Regions from separate parts of the Homo sapiens genome. Here region 1 is linked to region 2. The links are chromatin contacts, found by Hi-C or POLR2A ChIA-PET in ENCODE. All regions are on one chromosome and are shown on one strand. The core of a region is the stretch at or near the end of the contact, and the rest is flanking DNA. Distances in the headings are between cores, read along the strand shown. Region 1 overlaps PSD4 (pleckstrin and Sec7 domain containing 4). Region 2 has its middle 17 kb from the start of PSD4.

Region 1 (6,387 bases), core at 1,382-3,881, 42 kb before region 2:
AAGCTCTCCCCCAGAAGCCAAGGGCACACCACATAAGCACTGGTTCTCAAACAAGTGCTGAGTTCTCAGCAAGTCTAGGAAATGAGGCCACTCTGGATTCTGGGGCCTGGAGGGTGACATGGGCTGAGCTCTGGGAGGAAAGTCAAGTCCTCACCTCCCTCTTCCCTTGGGCGTGGCCAGGGACTGGGGCTGCGGAGGGACTGCCATGGGGGTGGTGGGGAGCACAGCAATATTAGGAAAGCTTCAGGGAGCACAAGAATGAGGGCCACAGGGAAACAAGGTTTGTCCTTCAGCAGGGAAAGGAGGTGCCTCATCCGTCATGGTGGACTCATTGAAATAAGTCTCCTCCAGGGAGGTTCATCTCAGGTCTACCCTGGAGCAGGGAACAGTGTCTCTGAGGTGGTGCTGGCTTCACAGCTGATTGCGGTTCCGCTTAGGGATGATCTTCCGGTAGGTTCTGCGCTCTGAGATGTTGCGCTTCACCTTGGCCGTGGTGGGAGCCTCATCCTGGTGCAGGGACGGGCTCGAGTGGGACTTCTTCAGGCTGAGCTTGGGCTCCCGAGTGCCTCCAGCTTCCCTCCCCAGCTGCTCCTCCCACAGGTCCAGAGCATCAGAGGGGCAGTGCAGGCGGGCCACCAGCAGCTGCACGTAGGTCTCGTAGCGGGTTTTCTGCAACACACAGGCCCCACCACCTTAGCACCATCCTGGCTCCAGGTTGGGAGGAGGCTAGAATCGTGAGGGACAGCTCACAGGTACATGAAGCTATGGCGATACAGACCTCGACAGAAAGAGGGCTGGACCAACCGTGAGTGTCAGTATAATGCTTGGATAAGCAGACTGCAGAGCACACCTCTGGATAGTATTATAATGACACATATCAGCCCAGCCCTGTTCTAATAATAACCAACCCCTTGGAGTGCTGTAACTAACATCTCTATGCCATGTTCCATCTTTGAGGCACTAAAAGATGTGTCACCCACTATGCCTGAGATCTTTGCAGCCCTACACACAAACAGCTCACATCTGTACAGCCCTAATTGGGTCTAAATAGCATTTTAACAATTGGCATCTGTGGAGCATGATGCTAACTACCCTCATCTACTTAACACTGTACTCCTGAGGCCCCTGCAGCTAGCATCCTTGGGATATGGTTTCCAGTTTACAAAGTGCTTCCTCACCCTCCATCCCATTGGATCCTCATGCCAGCCCTGGGAGGGGACAAATCATTGCGGAAGGGAGGGCTGGTGACTTGTTAAAGGTCCCAGCTGGTCAGTGGGAGGAAGAGGTTGGGTCCTCACAGCCACACCCTGAGGCCTCTGAGAAGTGGGGAGTTCACAGCCATGGATACAACCAACAAGCCAAGGGATAGCCTGGGACCTTGAAAGACAGGCAGAGGGCTGCATGCGGGCACAGCGGGGACAGGCAGGAGGCGATGTTGACTCCCACTTCCTGGTCTCTGCCTCTGGGTGGCCTCTGATTCCCTCTATTTTCACATTGCATTCACCTACCCTTCCTGCCCAGTGGGCCCTCACCCTAAGCAGGCACCCAGGATCCCTGAAGCAGGCACCCAGTGTTAGGATCCCAGATGAACTGACGTCACACCAAAGCAGAATTGGGGAGTGTGGGTGGATGGGTGAGGGTTGGGGGAGACTAAGGGATAAAACATTTCAACATGGGCTGTAGAGTCAACAAAGTCATTACTGGCCGGGGCAGTGGATCACACCTGTAATCCCAGCACTTTGGAAGGCTGAGGCAGGCAGACCACTTGAGGCCAGGAGTTCAAGTCCAGCTTTGCCAACATGGTGAACCCCTGTCTCTACTAAAAATACAAAACTTATCCAGGTGTGGTGGCTCACACCTGTAATCCCAGCTACTCGGGAGGCTGAGGCAGGAGAATCGCTTGAACCTGGGAGGCGGAGGTTGCAGGGAGCTGAGATCGAGCCACTGCACTCCAGCCTGGGCGACAGAGCGAGACTTTGTCTCAAAAACAAAAACAAAAACAAAAAAACACGGTCATTTCTTAGTTAAGACCATAAACGGGGCATTTAGAGCAGCATGTAAATTTACCAGATTTGGAAGAGTAGTTTAATTTCTCTGTGCCTCAGTTTCCTCATCTGTAAAATGAGGATAACAGGACCTACCCAGAGCTGTTAATTGAATGAGACAATCCATGCAAGGAAGACAAGCTCCATCCATACTACCTATTAATATTTGGTAGGTATTAGAAGGAACAGTTGAGCTGAAATACAGTTTTCCCTTCAACTTGGGAAAAGCCAAATATACTCTTAGGAGAAAAGAAAACTGTAAAATAACATCTGCTATGGGTGTTTCCAGACAAGCAGCTGCTATGTGCCCCCAGGACGAGAGGCGACAGGCCTAAGTGCGTGGGGACACACACTCTTTGTGCACGCCCGTGCACGCGGGTGTCCATGTGGGAGCCCCCGCCCCTTTGCAGACGGCGCACGCGGGCCCCGCCCGCACGCAAGCGCCTCTCCCCGCCCCGGCGCGGTCAGGGCAGTGACGGCTGCAGGGACCGAGGCGGCCACGAGAGGGCGGAGAGGGCGCTGCGCAGCGGCGGGGAGGTGGGCTCGGCCGCTCACCTCGTACTCCAGGTACTCCTTCCGCAGGCGGTGCTCCTCCAGCTCGCGGCCACGGCCCCGCCGCTCCGGCAGGTTCCTCTGTAGATCCAGCAGGTCGTCCGCGGCAGCGTCCAGGCAGTTCTCGTGGGATCGATGCTGCTCCTCCTGCGAGCAGCGGGCGGTGAGGGGCGCTGTCCCGGGCGTCCCCTCCGCCGCTTTCCGGGCCCGGGCGCGCCGCCCCCCTGGCCGCCTCGGTTCCCAGGCCAAGTGCGCAGCCCGCCTCCAGCCTCCCCGAGTTAGTCCTGGGGCTCCAGGTGCACATTCCCAGTTCCGCCGGACCCCACCCCTTCCCGGAGGCCGTACCAGGGAGCTCTGGGCGGGGCCCACGGGCAGGATGGGCCGCACGAATCTGCGCTGGGAGCCCACAGCGGCGGGGAAGGGCGGCGCGGAGTGCGTGGCCGCAGCCAAGTTGATGCGCGCGATCCAGGAGCTCATCTCCTTGGCAGTGCTGGGGCAAAGGAGGTCGTTGGTCCCCGGGGACACAGAGTCCGTCCTGTCACCCTCCTCCCGCCCCCTCCTGTGGCTGCTTGCACAGCTGGCCAGCTGCTCAGAACTCAGCCTCCCATAGTTACAGCCCTGCCACTAGCCGGGCACCCGACCTCTGACCGTGGCATTTCTTATCAATAAAGAGGAAAATTTGGAGGCCCGGTGCGGTGGCAACGCCTTGGCAGGCGGATCACCTGAGGTCAGGAGTTCGAGACCAGCCTGGTCAACAGGGTGAAACCCCGTCTCTACTAAAAATACACAAATTAGCCAGGCGCGGTGGCGCCCGCCTTTAATCCCAGCTACTCGGGAGGCTCAGGCATGAGAATCGCTTGAACCCGGGAGGCGGCGGTTGCAGTGAGCCGAGGTGAGAGTCACTGCACTCCAGCCAGGACGACAGAGCGAGACTCTGTCTCAAAAATAAACAATAAAAAATAAAGAGGACAATCTGAGAAGGTGACAGATTTCATAACAAATGCCAGATATGGTCAATCATTAGCAACTTCCCGGAATCCTGTGTTCTGAACTGGGAGGCTTTATCCCACTGACAAGGAAAAGGCATACTGTGCTGGCAAAGTTGGCCAAGGATGGGGAGGAAGTAGGCGATGCCTGGGCTTCATCCCTGGTCCCCAGCTCCTCTTCCTGCTGCCGCTTTCTAAGAATTTCTGATCATACGGCCATTCCCACCAGGACCCCCTGGGGCCCACAAGCCTCAGGTGTCAGCAGGGTCAGGGGAGAGAGAACTAGGGCAGGGCAAGGCCTTGCCACAGTCTCCCACCCCAGGGACTTACGGTGCCTGGAAGAGGTAGAGGCGCCAGTCAGCCGTGCGCAGCTGGAAGACGTGCGGCTTCTTGGTGTAATGCGTGGCGGGGGTGGCCAGCGAGTGGTGCACCCCCACGGGCTCATCCACCATCTGCCCCACCAAGCTCTCCCCCTCCAGACAGTGGTCTTCTCCCTGCTACCAGTCACAGGGGCTCAGAGAAGAGGTTATCATCAGCTGCCCACCCTCCAGACTGTTCTGGGCCTCTCTCAGTCTCCCATTCTGACAGGGGTGTTGGCTCCTTTCCTACCTTCAGGAAGTAGAGAACCATCCCTCGCAGTAAGGTGTGGAACATCTTCCAGCCACGCTTGCCCCATGGCGCTGTTCCAGGAACAGAACACAAATGTTGTAGGTGGGGGCACCAGCATCCAGACACACTCAGACACACGCAAGTGTGCATATGCCCCCTGTCCCTCACACCACCTCCAGTCTCTCACCAGGATGCACACAAATGCAGAACATGCCAACACAAGAAAACACATACAATCGTAAACAAACATATAGAGTCTCTCCACACACAGGCAATGCCCGCTGGAAACAAAACCATAGAACCACTCACATCCAAATATAGATATTCATACATATCATCTTCTCTCCAACTCCAAACACACACCCACTACCCCAAGTAGTGGCAAACACCCAGGCACAAACACAGCTCCTCCCAGACAGCTTTCTAGTCCCTGCAGGATGATCTTGACCTTGCATACCCATCTAGAGGGGCTCAAGGGCGCAGAGCCCAGCTTTGGGGTGCCCTTCCCTGTGTACCCCACTCTGAGCACCACCTGCCCTCTTTTCCCCCTACCTCTCCACCCTGGTCTTGTGTGGTAAGATCCATTCTAAGCTCCTTGGACAAAAGGCAGCCCTAGGGCCCCGGCGGCTTCACAGCCAATGCTAGTTCCCATCCTGGTCGCCCCAGCCTATTCAATCTGTGCTTGCACATTAGTCTGCTGAGATCACCACTCTGGACATGTTGGTGCCATAATCAAAAGCCTTCAGCTGCCTGTGGAATAAGGCCCAAATGCAGGCCCTGGCAATTTTGCCTCAAGTGTACCTCCCTTTCACACACCCCATGTTCTGAGCAAACTCGGCTTGCTGTTTTCTCTGTGGGGGATGCCCTCTGCCCAGCTTCCAAATTCCAGACCCTCTTCTCCTCCAAAGTTCAGCGCAGATACCATCACTTACCAGAAGCCTTACCTCTCCCTGTAGCCACATCCCGCTTCCAAAACAAAACCAAAAACCTTTTTCTCCTCACTTGATTCAGCCCCTAGACACTCAGCTCTTGCTACATTTTTTTCGCAGACATTGACACACTTGTCTAATCTCTACCTTACTACAGGGACTCTGGGGCCCAGGAATAACTAGGCCTGTTTTGTCTGGGTTCTCCTACCTACCCTCTAGTGCCTCACACAGCATCCAGCACATGGTCACTGTTCAGTACGCACTGAGGAAGGAACATGGGCTGGCTGCCTGTCCTCAACGCGGGCTGTCTCTCTGCACACCTGTGCATGCATCGGCACAGGTCCCTGAGCAGGGCTGCTCCCAGCACGCCACCCTGTTTGTGGGCAGCAGACACTCACTCTTCTTGCCGTCTGCATCTTGATGCATTTTCCGAGCCAGGATGCCCTGCTTGTAGGTGGGCACTGTGGGATCCTGAGCCAGCTGAAGGAAGGGCTTGCTCATCTTGCCAGCTGGCAGGGACGGCTGGGCCTTCTCAGGTCTGGCTGTGTCTTCTTCATCCCTGAACATCAGAGAATCGGGCTGGAAGTGCTGACTATGCAAAGAGAACTGGGAGGTATCCATTGCCTCCCAGAGCCTTAGCAACCTCTCTTTTCCTGGGAAGCCACACCCCAGGACCCCCCACAAGGAGTCCTCCTTCACAGTGAACCCATCAATTCCTGAAAATTCTGCCATACCCCACGCCCCACTACCTCTGGCCCTCCGGTATTACTTGGGCTCCTCTATGCTCTCTCCCCAGAGCCCTGCCTCTGGCTTTGCCTCACTCCAAGGGGAGCACTATCTGAGTTTCTCTAACTCTCGGGTGGGTGACAGAGGGAGGACAGTCCAAAGACAGGGGAGAGGGGTGAGAGGGAGAGGGGAAAGGGAGTCTCACTCACACGGCCCACTCGAGCTTCTCGCTGCGGATAGACCAGTAGAGGGCCTGGAACAGAAGCACACAGGTGGGCAGGGGAGCCTCAGGGCTGTGGAGCCTAAAGTCTCTTTGTCTGGCAGAGGTAGGATAGGGGCATGTGTACAGCCTGCCTCCTCCACCCACAACATAGGTGCCCTTCCTCCTTGAGTAAGCAAGCATCCATCCATCCATCCATCCATCCATCCATCCATCCATCCATCCGTGCAACAAAGTATTTCTGGAGTATTTCCCAGCAACAAGCACTATGCTGGGTGCTAGAGACATAAAGATGACCTGCCAGGCACAGTGGCTCACAC
Region 2 (7,421 bases), core at 2,084-4,583:
GTGTTACTGCACACAAGTTACCCAAAGTAGGGCCTGGCATATAGTATGTGTTCAATAAATGCTAATGATTTATATGCTCTTGGGCTGGTTTTTTTTTTTTTTTTTTAAGAAAAACCTGTTAATGAGATCATCTAATAGTTTTAAGGATGAAAATAAAAATAGATTATTGGAATTTTCCCGGAAGGCAGGTTTTTTCTCATCTTTCATTCCCTGGGCATTTATTAGGTTGGTGCAAAAGCAATTGTGGTTTTTGCCATTAAAAGTAATGACAAACGTCACAATTGCTTTTGCACCAACCTAATACTAAATTTGAAAACCTCAGGGTCTGCTGCCCACTTAATTCTCATTGTGTGGCCCCATAATGTTATTATTATGATGATTATTATATTTTATTTTATTTTCGAGGCAAGGTCTCACTCTGTCGCCCAGGCTGGAGTGCAGTGGCACAGTCTCCGCTCCTGCAACTTCTGCCTCCTGGGTTCAAGCGATTCTCATGCCTTAGCCTCCCGAGTAGCTGGGATTACAGGAAAGCGCCAACACTCCTGGCTAATTTTTGTATTTTTAGCTGAGACGGGATTTCACCATGTTAGTTAGGCTGCCCATAATGTTTTGAAGGATGCAGAGTGTGAGTAAGAAAAGCAAATGATACCTCTCCTAGCAAAAGACATGCTCTCCATCTCTGTTGATCACTTCTTGCCCTACTTGGCATAAACTACCAGGCCTGTCCATAAGTTGGAGATTGTAAATCTTCCTGCCACAGCAGTGAGGGACACCATCTGCTTTCCTGGGTGCCTTTGGTCAAGGCTGAGCCCTACCCCAGCCTCCTTTAAGACAAGTCTCTGAGATGCCTGCTCCCCACCCCAGAGCCACACTGACCTCCTCCCTGTTCGTCCAGCATGCCCAGCATTTTCATGCCTCGCTCTGGCTTCAGGGCCTTTGCACTTGCTGTTCCCTCTGCCTGGAATGTTCTTCCCCCAGGCAGTCACATGGCTATGTCCCACATACATTCACGTCTCTGCTCAAATTTCATCTAAGCACAGCCTGTCCTGACTACTCTGTTGAACACAGCAGCCCCTATCAACTTTAACCCCTTAAGCTGCCTTGCTTTTCTTCAGATCCTTCATCTGACACGACATTAAAATTGCTATGTTGTTTATTGTCTGTTTCTCCCACAAGAAATAAGCTCTGTGAGATGCAGGATTGTCTTGTTCACTGATGTATCCTTAAAACCTGGAATAGTGCCTGGGACATACAGGCCTTCAATAAATATTTGTTGAATAAATATACAAATGAGTGAGTGAGTCAATAGACCATGTTTTCTGGGAATCTTAATCTCTGTCTTAGATTTAAGCTTCCCAATAAGAAACATACTCTTAGAGAGGGGCTACTCACCACTAGTTCATTTCTCACTGATCCTTTATAAGCAGCTTATAACTCCCTGCTGATAGGAACAGAGGGCACCTCATTCTGTGCCCCTAGATTTTGAGGACCTGAACATGAGACCATTTTCCCACCTAATTTAGAAAGTCTGTTTGCTACACTTTCTAGTTAAGGCCCAATTTCTCTTATACGTTTCACTGTCATGCCCCATATCCCTCTTTTTGGGAATTTTTCAGTTTTGTGTTTTCAGCATTTATTGCTCTCTGAAATAATGTCATTCAACAGCTTACTTGCTTATTTTCTCTTTCCAACCCATATGCAAATAAGAGCAGTAGTATTCGCAGTGCCTGCATGCCTGATTCGTAGTTGACACTCAGTAAATATCTGCTAGATGAGTGAATGAATGACTCTTCTTTATATGCTTCACATACAGGAAATATCACGTCTGGAAGAAAAGAATGAATCACTTGGCACTACACACTGTCTAAACCTGACCTTGGTGTGTTCTTTATGTAGAGAGTCTCATGGACATCCAATTAGTTGCTAATTAACATTCAATCAGCTCTGGGCCTCGGGAGGGGCCAAGCCTGAGGTTCAAGGGCAGGTGGGGCTTACTTGCCCAGTCTTCACTTTGATACTGGTCCCCTGACCTAGACATGCGGACCATGGACACAGAGGTCTGGCGAGTGCATTGACCAGAGCAGCAAGTCCATCCTGCAGCGTGGAAAAATCCAGCAAAGAACTCACTCACATTCTTAGCTCCATCATCCTACAGAAAAGATGAGCTAGACAATTCTAGAGCCAAAAAGAAATCCTAGAGGGATATGAGTTTGTCAGCTGTGCAGACACTTTTTACCTTCCCAGAAATCTCTCATACTTTCTTGCTAGACACACCTAGGAGGAGGGCCAGCACCCAAGGGGGTAGAGAAGAGCTGCCTGGTCCTCTAGCCCAGTGCAGTCCCGGGGGGGCAGCTCCCACCAAGCCGGGGCCACAGCCTGGCCTGGTCATGAGCACCAGAAACCACTGAGGCACAGGGCCATGACAGATTAGGAGCAAAGCCCTCAGTGTCGCCTGATTCTGACACCTGGATGGCTTTAAGGGCTCCTCCTGCTCGCCAGCCAGCGGGGCTTGGAGCCAGGATCCAACAGCGCGGCTGGAGTCGCCCGCGGCGAGAGAGCCCAGGCTGACTCCTTCAGTGGAGACAGCGTCCCCTTGCCGTCCCAGTCTCCGCCGCTCGGTTAGGCTGGATCCTCAGGGTCCCCTGCTCGCTCTCAACCCTCTCTCCGGCTCCAGGGACCCTAACCCTCAGCGACAGCCGCTCCGCAGGTGCTCGCCGGCGTGGCGAGAGCGCTGCACGGCACACGGTCACCGTCGAGGGCGGCGACGGCCGGGGGTGCCCCCGCCCGGCCCAGGCCTCCCCGTGGTCCCTTACCCATTTCCCGCCGGGCTCCTGCTCCGGCCTCCCGCGGGCCCGCGCGCCCCACGGCCCCGCGCCCAGGCGCCGGCTGGGGGCGGCGAGAGCTGCGGGGCCTCGGCTGCGCGCGCGGGGGGCTGGGCCAGTCCGGCTCTGCGCGCTCGCAGGAGGGACTCGGTTTCCGGGAGCGCAGGCGGGCGGGCGGCGGCGCAGGGCGGGGAGGGGCGGGCTGAGGCCGGGCCGGGGTTGGGGGTGGCGGGGGCGAAGCTGTGGGACTGGTCTGACCGCTGTGGCGCCGGGCTGGGCCGCCGGGCAGGCCGGGTACCTCCTGCGCGCCCCGCACGGCGCCGTCGTCTGGCCTGTGCGCTACCGGGCCGCAGGCTCTGCAAAGCCCTCCGGTTATTTTTCCAGTACCTGAACCGGAAACTGAGGCCCGCCCCAGATACGCGTGAGCCTTGACAGGGACTGTCTGGAGTCCCTACAAACCCCTTGTTCATTTACCATTCACTGGGCACAAGAAAAAGTTGCATTATTTGATTTCCAAATTTCACCTGTCTGTAACTGTTGGCTTACGGTGAACATTCACTAGTTGGTTTGGGGATTGGTGGCACAGAAGCAAATAGCTGTGATTTTACACTCAATCTATTTTAGCAAACATAAGCTCAGAACAGGTTGTCATTGGCGAGACGCTATTATTTTTCAATATCACCCTTGATGGCACTATCTGGTTTCTATTTCTGTAACTATGTAAGGCACCGTATAATGACATTTTGAGTTAAATGATTCCATATTTCCTGTATATTGTGAATAAAAGTTCTCCAGAAGGAATCTTCCAGTAAGCAGTTTGTAAACTGGAGAGGCACAACCTTTATTGTAAAACAAAGGTGCCCTTCCAAAGAACAAAGGGAAGGCTCGGGTTTCATAGCAAATGGTCCCACACAGGTTTCCTGTGCAAATGAAGGTTTGAAATTTGCTTAGTTCTGATTGCTTTACAAGGCCAACTTCTGATCGATCAATACATCTGAGTCCTGACTGGGTGATACAGCTGAGCCCTGATTGGCCAAGGCAGGTGAGCTCTGATTGGTTGGTTCAGGTGAGCTCTGAAAATCCCAGAAACAAGAAGGTGCTGGTTTCCAGAGAGCTCAGCATATGTGACCTTTAGTCAGCAAGTGACCACTTGGCTCTATTTTGAATTTAGACCAATACAGTCCAGTTATTTGACATGTAAAAACGGAAAAATAAAATAAAATAAAACAGATTTAGGCCGAGTTAGCCACTCAGGATCCATCTTGAAGAATTGGCTCTTGAAAGTTCACATTTATTCACAATATCTAGTGAACATTTTAGCTCCCCTAGGAATTGGCAACCTAGAGAGGTCCATTTCTTGATTTGATGCTGCTAAAATGAAGCTGACCAGGCTCTCTACAAGCAGCAACAACCATGATAACACCTAATATTTATTGAGTGCTAGGCAATAAGCTGTCCTAAAACATTTAATCCTCACGGCAACCCTATGAGTTAGGAAGCTTTACACCTCATGAGGAAACTGAGGCACAGAGAGGCTGAGTAACCTGATCAAGGACGCACGGACAGGCAATCAGGCAAGACCCAAAGACCATGCTCTAAATCAGCAGTCTGCAACCTTTTTGGCACCAGGGAGGGACTGGTTTCTGTGGAAGGCAATTCTTCCACAGATAGGGGAGGTGGGAGTGGATGGTGTTTCAGGATGATTCAAGCACCTTACATTTATTGTGTGCACTTTATTTCTGTTATTATTACATTGTAATATATAATGAAATGATTTTATAACTCACCATAATGTAGAATCAGTGGGAGCACTAAGCTTGTTTTCCTGAAACTAGACAATCCCATCTAGGGGTGATAGGAGACGGCGACACATCATCAAGCACTAGATTCTCATAAGGAATGCACAACATAGATCCTTCGCACACACAGTTCACGATAGTGTTTGCACTCCCATGAGAATCTAATGCCGCAGCTGATCTGACAGGAGGTGGAGCTCAGGTGGTAATACAAGCAATGGGGAGTGCCTGTAAATGCAGATGAAGCTTTGCTCTCAATCCCCCACCCCCAACATGGTCCTAACAGGCCATGAACAGGGGATTGGGGACCCTTGCTCTAAATCAATGTGCAACACTACTGCTTAATCTTTTTAGATGGGGATCTGATGCTAGGTTTAATAATCCTATAACTTATTAGTTCATTTCTTCACTCTACAAATATTCACTTCAGTATTCACCTACTGTATATATGCCAAGCACTGGTTAAAACAATGAACTGAAAACTCCAAGAGCTTGCAGCTAGCAGGGAATATAAGCAGTAGTGTGAGGTACACTTGTAAATTGTAAACTTGGGAGGCTGAGTGGGATGTCTTTGAGGGGGGAAATCCTGAAGGAGGGAGCCACAAAGAACAGAAGCCCAACAACTACATGCAAACTCCTTTAAACTCTTGGCAGATTCCTGAATGAACAATGCAAGGAGGAAGAATCTAGATAACCTGAAGGAGATCAATAGTGAGCAGAGATCTGAGCAGTTAGTTACCGTCTCTGGGAAAGTTCCACCATCTGAGAGGGACTTGGTTCTATTGTGCTTTCCACTGAAACCCTAGAATGACCACCCCTTAGCAGGAAAGACTGCATCCCAGCATTAAGGGATATACCCTAGAATTAGGGACAAAACCAAAAGAAATTCATCCAAACAAAGCACAAAACCAAATCTCCACAAAACCAAGGTGAGTTTTCAATAATTTAACTTACTGTTAGAACAAAACTTGACACTCTTCAAAGGAAAATAGAATGCAGAGCATCTACAATGTATCATTCACAATGTTCATCATATGACAAAAAATTATTAGACATTCAAAAAAGCAGGAAAATGTGAGCCATAGTCAAGAGAAAAAAATCAATCGAAATAGACCCACAGGTGACCAAGATATTGGGATCAAAAGACAAGGAATTAAAAAGAAAAACTATGATAAATATGGTTAAAAAACACTTTCAGCAAAATATAGATATAACGGGTAAAGAAACCAGGCATTTCAGCAGAAATATAACCATTTTTTAAATAAAGTGCCAAAAGGAATATAAATAAATCCACATCAATGAAGGCGATATCTGTATCTTTATTACCCCAGAATGAAGAGACATCCCAACTTTTGCCCTCCAGGGGGAAGCCTGGGCAGGTTTGCCAACAGCCCCTGTGTAAGTTCAGGGCCTCCTAATATTAGGGTCCCTTTTTTTTTTTTTTTTTTTTAAGACGGAGTCTCGCTCTGTCACCCAGGCTGGAGTGCAGTGGCACCATCTCGGCTCACTGCAACCTCTGCCTCCCAGGTTCAAGTGATTCCCTTGCCTCAGCCTCCCAAGTAGCTACGATTACAGGTGCACGCCACCATGCCTGGCTAATTTTTTGTATTTTTAGTAGAGACGGGGTTTCACCGTGTTAGCCAGGATGGTCTCAATCTCCTGACCTCGTGATCCGCCCGCCTCGGCCTCCCAAAGTGCTGGGATGACAGGCGTGAGCCGCCGCGCCCGACCAGGGTCCCTTTTCGTAATGTGCTTCACTATGTGTTCAGGTAACATATGGAGCTCATCACAAGTCCCTGTAGAAAGTGGGGCTCAAGGCCGGGCGTGGTGGCGGGCGCCTGTAATCCCAGCTACTCTGGAGGCTGAGGCAGGAGAATTGTTTGAACCCGGGAAGTGGAGCTTGCATTGAGCCGAGATCGCGCCTTTGCACTCCAGCCTGGGCGACACAGCGAGACTCTGTCTCAAAAAAAAAAGAAAAAAAAAAGTGGGGCTCAAGGAGTCTGTGTATTACTGCTGCTGTGAGTAATAAATTGTCTTCCACCATCTTCTATTAGAATCTATGAAATTGTGATGGGTTATCTAGTTAGCTTGCAAGCAGAATAAAAACTCAGACCCTTTCACAGTTACTGACTTAACAGAGATAAAGATAAAACTCTTAAAAGCAACCAAATAAAAAAATGTACATTGCATACAGGAATGACGGATAATTTTTCATCAGAAACCATGTAGGCCAGAGGACAAAATGTTGTTTTGTTTGTTTGTTTGTTTGAGATGGAGTCTTGCTCTGTCTCCCAGGCTGGAGTGCAGTGGTGCAAGCTCGGCTCACTACAACCTCTGCCTCCCAGGTTCAAGTGATTACCTTGCCTCAGCCTCCCAAGTAGCTACGATTACAGGTGCACGCCACCATGCCTGGCTAATTTTCATATTTTTGATAGAGACAGGGTTTCGCCATGCTGTTAGGCTGCTCTCGGACTCCTGGCCTCAAGTGATCCCCCGGCCTCGGCCTCCCAAAGTGCTGGGATTACAGGCGTAAGCCACCAGGCCGAGCCAGAATGGAATATCATCTTTAAAGTGCTAAAAGGAAAAAAGCTAGCAACTTACAGTGACTTTATCCCCTAAAAAATTTGTAAATAGGAAGTAAGACATCTTCAAATAAATAAAATCCGACAGTATTATATGAAAAGTAAATAAATTATTCAAGATAAAGGGAATGATATTAAATAAAAATTATAATCTACAGTGAAGCAATGAAGAGCAGTGGGAATGATAAATATATGGATAAATATAAAATACTTTTTCACGT

What was found. Hi-C counts contacts between places; a loop is a spot of excess contacts on that map. ChIA-PET counts read pairs that join two places held with the same protein, here RNA polymerase II (POLR2A). Pooled maps may share reads with other maps.
Region 1: a map of PC-3 shows a loop between it and region 2 (7-fold over the local background). The contact joins two enhancer-like sites. A Hi-C loop is called at or near these places in 24 of 168 maps with a recorded cell type or tissue (B cell, CD14-positive monocyte, CD4-positive, alpha-beta memory T cell and 19 more), 2 of 37 single-sample maps with no recorded cell type and 16 of 50 pooled maps. POLR2A ChIA-PET finds 5 or more read pairs at or near these places in 30 of 52 experiments (A549, B cell, BJ and 24 more).

Annotation. Positions count from the first base shown.
Region 1 is chr2:113,195,440-113,201,826 of GRCh38, reverse strand. PSD4 (pleckstrin and Sec7 domain containing 4) reads right to left here. Exons shown (of 17, transcript NM_012455.3): 11 at 6,057-6,100; 12 at 5,520-5,680; 13 at 4,193-4,263; 14 at 3,914-4,080; 15 at 2,943-3,087; 16 at 2,601-2,744; 17 at 1-669. The coding sequence ends at 412. Among named protein-coding and RNA genes, the nearest start is that of PSD4, 25 kb to the right of the region's middle. RefSeq lists a silencer at 2,349-2,638. Within about 2 kb of position 2,631, at least 24 of the 41 ENCODE cell types and tissues checked have a DNase peak (open chromatin) inside an H3K27ac peak, as active enhancers do; they include HCT116, PC-3, adrenal gland and 4 more, where a contact is called at or near this core.
Region 2 is chr2:113,152,928-113,160,348 of GRCh38, reverse strand. No RefSeq gene overlaps it. Among named protein-coding and RNA genes, the nearest start is that of PSD4, 17 kb to the left of the region's middle. RefSeq lists a silencer at 2,758-3,287. Within about 2 kb of position 3,333, at least 18 of the 41 ENCODE cell types and tissues checked have a DNase peak (open chromatin) inside an H3K27ac peak, as active enhancers do; they include HCT116, PC-3, adrenal gland and 4 more, where a contact is called at or near this core.